Regions from separate parts of the Homo sapiens genome. Here regions 2 and 3 are each linked to region 1. Evidence: read pairs that join two places in POLR2A ChIA-PET (ENCODE). Cell type or tissue: A673. All regions are shown on one strand. Region 1 overlaps SOX2-OT (SOX2 overlapping transcript). Region 2 has its middle 32 kb from the start of SOX2-OT. Region 3 overlaps SOX2-OT (SOX2 overlapping transcript).

The links. ChIA-PET counts read pairs that join two places held together with the same protein. Peaks named below come from ENCODE experiments on the same cell type or tissue, not always from the same donor. Only the 100,000 strongest peaks of a DNase experiment are listed, where the experiment ranks them.
Region 2: POLR2A ChIA-PET joins it to region 1 with 13 read pairs; 2 of 35 experiments call an interaction of 5 or more read pairs at or near these places.
Region 3: POLR2A ChIA-PET joins it to region 1 with 10 read pairs; 3 of 35 experiments call an interaction of 5 or more read pairs at or near these places.

Annotation. Positions count from the first base shown.
Region 1 is chr3:181,251,323-181,253,822 of GRCh38, reverse strand. All of the region lies in intron 3 of SOX2-OT (SOX2 overlapping transcript), which reads right to left. Among named protein-coding and RNA genes, the nearest start is that of SOX2-OT, 200 kb to the right of the region's middle. In A673, no CTCF peak of the experiment used is centred here; a DNase peak (open chromatin) is centred at 962; H3K27me3 peaks cover 764 bases.
Region 2 is chr3:181,023,863-181,026,362 of GRCh38, reverse strand. No RefSeq gene overlaps it. Among named protein-coding and RNA genes, the nearest start is that of SOX2-OT, 32 kb to the left of the region's middle. In A673, no CTCF peak of the experiment used is centred here; no DNase peak of the experiment used is centred here.
Region 3 is chr3:181,301,689-181,304,188 of GRCh38, reverse strand. All of the region lies in intron 3 of SOX2-OT (SOX2 overlapping transcript), which reads right to left. Among named protein-coding and RNA genes, the nearest start is that of SOX2-OT, 250 kb to the right of the region's middle. In A673, no CTCF peak of the experiment used is centred here; no DNase peak of the experiment used is centred here; H3K27me3 peaks cover 2,289 bases.

The sequences.
Region 1 (2,500 bases):
ACCACTCAGCTGGACTCTCAAATTCAGGAATTGCATGGAACAAACTAAAAAACATTTACATTCTTCACATGGAAAGATTTGTGAAGAGCCCCACATCTCTGGTAAATGCAAACAGCTATAAACAGATGTAACCTGCATTTACTAATAATAACTCTTATCCTCAAATCATATTTTTAAGTTTGAGCCCAACACAATATTGAATTTCCTCATTTTATTTGCTTTATATTTCTAAGCTGTCCTGGATGCAGCAACTAAATGAAATAAATGTTTTAGGAAAAAGCAGCTGTTTTTAAAATGTGGGTATTGGTTTTATGTAATACAAACTTTTTCCAAGTTTTTTTAACTTACAAAAGTCCTTGTTGTATAGTTTCTATTATTTGAGCAATTTTTATAATGAATATGATAATGTTAGCTATTTTTCTATAGGCATAATAGAACATAAAATTCATTTTCATGCAATTAAAATTCATTAGAGATTGGCATTTTAAGACTTAAAATCTTTTCTGAAAAATAACCTTTGTAAAAATCCAAATGTGTTCCCTCCCCCTTCAACAAATGTTGGCTTTTGTTATTTTTTTATATGCTGCATATTGAATTTCCCAGGCTGTGTTTCTGAACAGCAATCTACTGAAAAAAGTGCAATTATTTTTTTTCACTCAAACATGCATTTGAGAGAAATGAGTAGATCAGATAAAGAGCTGAGATGCTATTCAACTCAACCTTGAGTCACTCTCTGTCTCTTTAAAAAAAAAAAGGTGGCAAAATCAATACAAACCAATAATAACTTCACATTTGTGGAAGCAACATGAATGGCTCTCCAAAATATTGAGACACATCCAAGTACATTTTCGTAGAGCTGATATTTATCAGAAGTCATTTGCCCTCAAGCAGATGCTCCCTTTCATTGTGCTCCTGTCACAAATGACTAAGATTTATGACAGACAATTACAGCATCTGCAGTTAGCAGCCTTATAATCAGCACCATTATTTAACGATTGGTGCAATAAACTGACTCCTGTTACTGTTTATCAGATATCAGTCAGTTCTGGCCATTTTCTTCAGCTCCCAAATCACAGTATGGTGCAGCCACTGCCTTTTAATGGCTAGGCAGAAGCAGGAGCATTTTCACATTTTTTACAGACTGCCGAGGGAAAGAAAAAAGCAACCAATTACATGTATGTATGCTGCCCTCTCATTTGAGATGCCCGTGTATGTAACTATCTGTATACAGTTCTAAACCTCTTGGGGGTGAAAAAAAAAGCTTTTACTGTGGAAAGGGGCTTTTTATATTAAAAACAAAAACAAAAACATACCGCAAAATAAAAGCAAAGCAAAACAAAAAAACCCTCTTGCCTTTATTTTTAAAAAGTAAGTTCTCTGTTTAGATTTGCATTTCTTTCTGAGTATAAAATGTTGCTCTGGTGGCCCACTGTTTTGTCATGTAAGTGTGGTTTCAGCTTGCCTTTCACAACCAGAAAAGTAGCTATTGTCCCTGAAAAATATTTGTCAAGGAGCAATTTTTTTTTCCAAACTTTTTGTGAGGTTTTACTCAAAGGGAATTGCTCTGGACTCAATAGAGTTAAGTTTTTCATCAGTCAAAAAGTTGACACATAAAAGAGGCCATGTGTATGTGCCTAAAAGTCACTTACATATTACATATTACAGAATTCCATATTTCTAAACATACAAACAGGCAGAGGTATATATATTATTTAAAGTCCTTCCATAAGAAACACTGCATTTACATATCAAACATGAGGGGCAGGCAACAATTCAGAAGCTATATGGAAGGCAAGACTTCAGTGTAATATGGAAAATGGTATAAAGATGTAAATTTACAGTCAAAGTAAAAAGCTTATGCAATGCTTCTGTAGATGTCTTAGTGTCAAACGGTAGTCTAGTTATTTAGGGAAAAACAAAACAAACCGCAATGCCAGACCTTACTGATTCCTGTCTTTTGTTACTTTTTTCCATAACCAAAGAAGCTAAGTTTCTCATTCATAGCAATAAGCATTTTATCCAATGTCTTCCATTTTACATATTTGATAATATGGTATACGCCTAGATGGATATATTGATGTGGCTGCCTTTGCAATTTAAAGTCTATAATTCATCCACAAAGTCACATGTTTCTTTCGAGGTGTGACATGATACTGGAGAACAGAATAGTGCATCCTTTTAATGAAAAAATAAATAGTGATTAGCCTGGCCAACATGATGAAGCCCCATCTCTACTAAAAATACAAAAATTAGCCAGGCGTGGTGGTGCACGCCTGTAGTCCCAGCTACCCAGGAGGCTGGGGCACAAGAATCACTTGAACCCAGTAGGTGGAGGTTGCAGTGGGCTGAGATTGTGCCATTGTACTCCAGCCTGAGCAACAGAACAAGACTCCATCTCAAAAAAGAAAGCGAAGGGAAGGGAAGGGAAGGGAGGGGAAGGGGAAGGGGAAGGGAGAAGGCAGTAAGGCAGGAAAGCAGAGTAACCCCATGGGAATCAGAT
Region 2 (2,500 bases), 230 kb after region 1:
TCTTAAGTTATTTAAATTGTCACAGAATCCATGAAATTACAAAAAAAACTAAGTTAAAATTATATATGAGCAAATTTGAATTCACAAGTCTATTAAAAGAATAATATGTCATATTTAAGTAGATATTAACCCAGGAACACAGGGATGGTTCAAAATTAGGAACATTCTTCTTATAATTCTCTAGATGAACAGATTAGAAGAGATAAAAAAAACAAGCATAAAAGCCATTTGAAGAAATTTGAAACTCATACAAACACTAATTATAAGAATGCAGGCATGGCTATAATAATGCCAAAGTAGGCTTTAGAACAATGAATATTATCAGAAATAGAAACATTTCCTAAGTGCAGCAATTTATCATGAAACATAATGATCTTAAATGTGTGGATTCTTAGTAGCAGAGCTCAAAATACATGAAGCAAAATCTGGATACACTGAAAAAAAGAAATAGAAAAAAATCTAAAATAATAGTTGTAGATTTAACACTCTTCTCTCATGATTGATAGAAAAAGCAGACAAAAAAATCATTAAGGATATAGAACACTTGAAAAACACTATCAACCAACCTTACCTACAGAACACTGGGCTCAATGATATTCACATTTTTGCAAAGTACACATAAAACATTCATCAAGATAGACAACATTCTGGAACATAAATTAAGTTATAATATATTTAAAGAATTCACATCATACAGTGCATGTTCCCTGTGTATAAGAAAATTGAATTAGAAATAAGTAACATAAAGCAATCTGAAAGTCCTCAAATATTTGGAAAATCAGGCAACACACTTCTAAATAACCCATGGGTCAAAAAAGAAATTACACAGTAAATAAGATTTCAAAATTATTAGGAACTTATAACTAGGAAATCAAAAGGCTTGTCTTTATCAACATGCAAGAGGGAAGTGACTCATCACATACAGGGGCTACTCACTAGCATTAACTCTTAATTTCTTATCCAAAACCTTGGAGGCCAGAAGGGAGTGGGATGTCATATTCTAAGCACTGAAAGAACCAGGCATGGTGGCTCATGCCTGTAATTCCAGCACTTTGGCAGGCCAAGGCAGGATGATCACTTGAGCCCAAGAGTTTGAGACCAGCCTGGGCAACATAGGGAGACCTCATCTCTAGAAAAAAAAAAAAAAACTTCAGTTAGCCAGTTTTGGTGGTGATGTGTTCCTCATCTCTACAAAAAAAAAAAAAAACTTCAGTTAGCCAGTTTGGGTGGTGATGTGTTCCTGTAATCCCAGCTACTTAGAAAGCTGAGGCAAGGGGATCACTTGAGCCTGGGAGATAGGCTGCACTGAGCTATGATCTCACCACTGCATTCCAGCCTGGGTGACAGAGTGAGACCCCATCTCAAAAACAAAAACAAAAACAATCCCAACAAACAAAAAAAAACCAATGTGCTGGAAGAAATTTTTTAAAATTACTTATGTGAGGTAATGGATATGTTAACTAGCTTGAGTGTGGTAATAATTTCACAATGTATACATATATCAAACATCATGTGTACACCTTAAATATATACAATTTTTATTAGTCAATTACACCTCAATAAAGCTGAAAAAAATGAGAAAGAAACTTTAAAGCAATAATTTTATATATGGCCAGGCAAAGTGGCTCATGCCTGTAATCCTAGCACTTTGGGATGCCAAGGTGGATGAATCACTTGAGTCCAGAAGTTCTACACCAGCCTGGGCAACATGGAAAAACCCTGTCTCTACAAAAAAAAAGAAATACAAAAAATTAACTGGGCATGATAATCCCAGCTATTCAAGAGGCCGGGGTGGGAGGATCACCTGAGTCTGGCAGGTTGAGGCTGCAGTGAGCCATGATCATACCATTGCATTCCAGCCTGGGCAACAGAATGAGACCCTTTCTCAAAAAAAAAAAAAAAAAAAAGAATTTTATGTCCAGCAAAACTACCCTTCAAAGACTAAGGAGATATTAAGCTATTAGGACATTCTCAGATAGTAAAAACTTTAGACCATTATCCTCTGACTACCTCTATGAAAGATACTAACATACATTTAAAAGATACTAAAATACATTGAAATTAGATAGAAAAAAGGCAGTTATAAACAAAAAATACATTTATACTGCATCTTACATTTACCTATATAGTTACAGGTAAATAACTTTATTTAACTTTTTCAGAAAAGAACAGCACCAATAAAGGTAACTACATAGGTAACTATGAGACAGTATAAATGTATTTTTTGTTTATAACTGCCTTTTTTTCTATCTAATTTAAAAGACAACTGCATAATACAATAATTATAAATCTAACCTGGCAGGCATACAATGTATGAAAATGTAATTTGCAACAAAAATAGTATAGAGGGTGGGAGGAGCAGACCTATATAGAAGCAAAGCTTTTGTATACTACTGAAATTAAGTTGGTATTAATCAAATTAGATTAATACATATTAAGATGTTAATGGTAATCCCCTGAGCAACTATTAAGAAAATAACTTTAAAATATATAGCAAAAG
Region 3 (2,500 bases), 50 kb before region 1:
ACAATCCTAATCAGTAGTTACTAAAATTATTTAATTTTGTGATGGCTAAAAAAAAAAGAGAGTGAGCGAGAGAGAGACCTTAGTCTCTTCATGACCCACTAATGTGTCTTGCTTTCTTCCCCCATTTGCCTTCCTCAAACCTGCTTTTCTAAAAGCATGGAAATTCATTTTTTTTTTTTGTCATTCTACTGATTGTTTCCATTCAAATAGATGATTGCTCTTGCACTGCTTTATCTAGGTTACCCAGGACAAATCTGTGTTTCTGTCCAAGGCCTCGCCACAACTTCTGCACAGATTGCCCTAATATTTATAATAGGTAAGAAAACTTGAGAAGAGATACTGATAGGACAAAAGCTGTCTGCCCTACAGAATTCTTCTTTGGGTAATTTCTATATTCTGTAGGAACATAGCAAAATGTCCATGCTGCATATAAAGTATCATTCTTATCACTGCAAGATTAGGAAGCCCTCCTCACCGGAGTCCATGGCTTACATGTGTGCTTTCTCTCTTACTTATAAAAAATCTGCCAGCATTCTAGGAAATAGATGAAGAGACTCTGTGGAATGTAATTAACTGCAAAGCCCAGGTGATTAAAAAACCGATTAAAAGAAAATAACACACACAACACAGAAAAGACCTTATTCACTGAAAAAAGATGGGGGGAAGGGGAGACAAACAGAAAAATTCCTATTTATTTGGGGTTTTGTCTAGTAATACGTGCAATTCTAAATCCTAAATTTATATTATGAATTAAAATATAAGCAATATTTTGTAAATACATTGGTTGCAAAATGAATACCAAAAGAAATATTAGAATTTTGTATGGAGGGAAAAGGTGTATATGAGGTAGATAATATCACCCTAACAAATATCAAACCTAAACAAAACACGCATACAAAGTGAGACCAGTTAACAACCAAGATAAGAGATGAAAATTGCCACTGGAGCAGATCAACTTTATTCAATGCCCTGATAAGCACCTATTTGCTCTTCCCCATTATGCTTTCTTAGTATTTATAAATTATCATTTAATTATGCTGGCAAGTGGTAATTGTCAAATAAAGCTCAGATAGGCATAAGCCCTCAGGCTGCACATGACAGAAAAATATCTGTTAAAGCTGGGCTGATTCACACGCTTAGGAAATAATTTCCTTTCTTCTTTTTATCCTTGCCAACAAATTATATGAACTGGCACTTTGTGCTTTGTAGGCATTTTGAAGTCTATGCAGATTACAGAAAAGAAAAATTAGTTGTTTCAATATCTACCATTCCTAAATTATTCTGCTGATTTAAGACTCCACGTACTGAGAGAACAAAAGAGTACCAAAGATCAAGAAATTCAAACCTTCCTCTACTTATAGTTTATGCTCAGGGTCATTTTCAATTGAGGAAATCAAGATTTGGAGAATTATTTTACATATTGTACAATGGATTTTACATAAAGTAGGAATTGGAACATGACATTCATCCCATTAGGAGAAATACAGAAATCTCGTTTTCCTTAAGTCCCTTACTACTTAGGTTTAATTAGTACCCAATCATCCCACCTCTTTTGTATTGAGTATTCTAAAAAAAAAAAAAAAAAAAAAAAGGAAACCTTCCAGCTAGTTGCACCACTTAGGTTTGGCTGTGGAGCATAAACACAAATAGACAATTATAATGCATATAGAAAGATAAGTTGAATACCAAGCGGCAATTTAATTCATATCTTATATTTAGACAGAATGTTGCATTTTGGTTATATATGTAGAGCCACTTGTAAATTATTTTTAATTCCAAGGCTGGGCAGAGAAGACACAGAAAATATCCTCTCCCTCCCTTGTGAGAAAGAGAGAGGAGAGAGAGTGAGAGAAAGAGAGACAGAAGGCGGGGTGGGGGGAGAAGCAAAACTTGAGTTCCTCTTGTGAGCAAAGATCATCACCCTTCTTTTTGGTTCCCCATCTCACTCCCTCCCTCCAGCTACCCTGGGCTGCTTTGGGGGCTGTTTAGTTACCATGTTCCCTCTTGCCTCAGTCTTTGTACATGTTATTTTTACTGCTTGGAAAGTTCTTTAAAACTTCAATTCCACTCCCTTCATCACTTCCAATCTTCTCAATCTATTTAAGTCCTACCCATTCTTAAGATCCTAATTCAAACATCTTTTCCTTAGGAAAGCTTTCTCCAAACTCCTACACCCAGTTCCAGTCACCTGGTGATATTTACTCTTGCAGCACTTATTACAGTGTAAGAAAAAGAATGATAATAGCAAATTATATAAACTTTATTATGTGCTAGACTACTATATGTTTTAACAGAAACCTCACAGCAACCTTGAGGAGGAAGACACTGAGGCATATCAACATAAAATAACTTGCCTAAGCTTCTGCAGCTAACAAGTGGTAAAGCCAGGATGCAAACTCAAGCCTGGGTTCAGAGTGTGTGCTCTTAACCATTGCTTCTTACCACTGTACTTACTTGCACAATTGTCTAGTCATTATTTGTTAATCCCCCCCTCCAACCC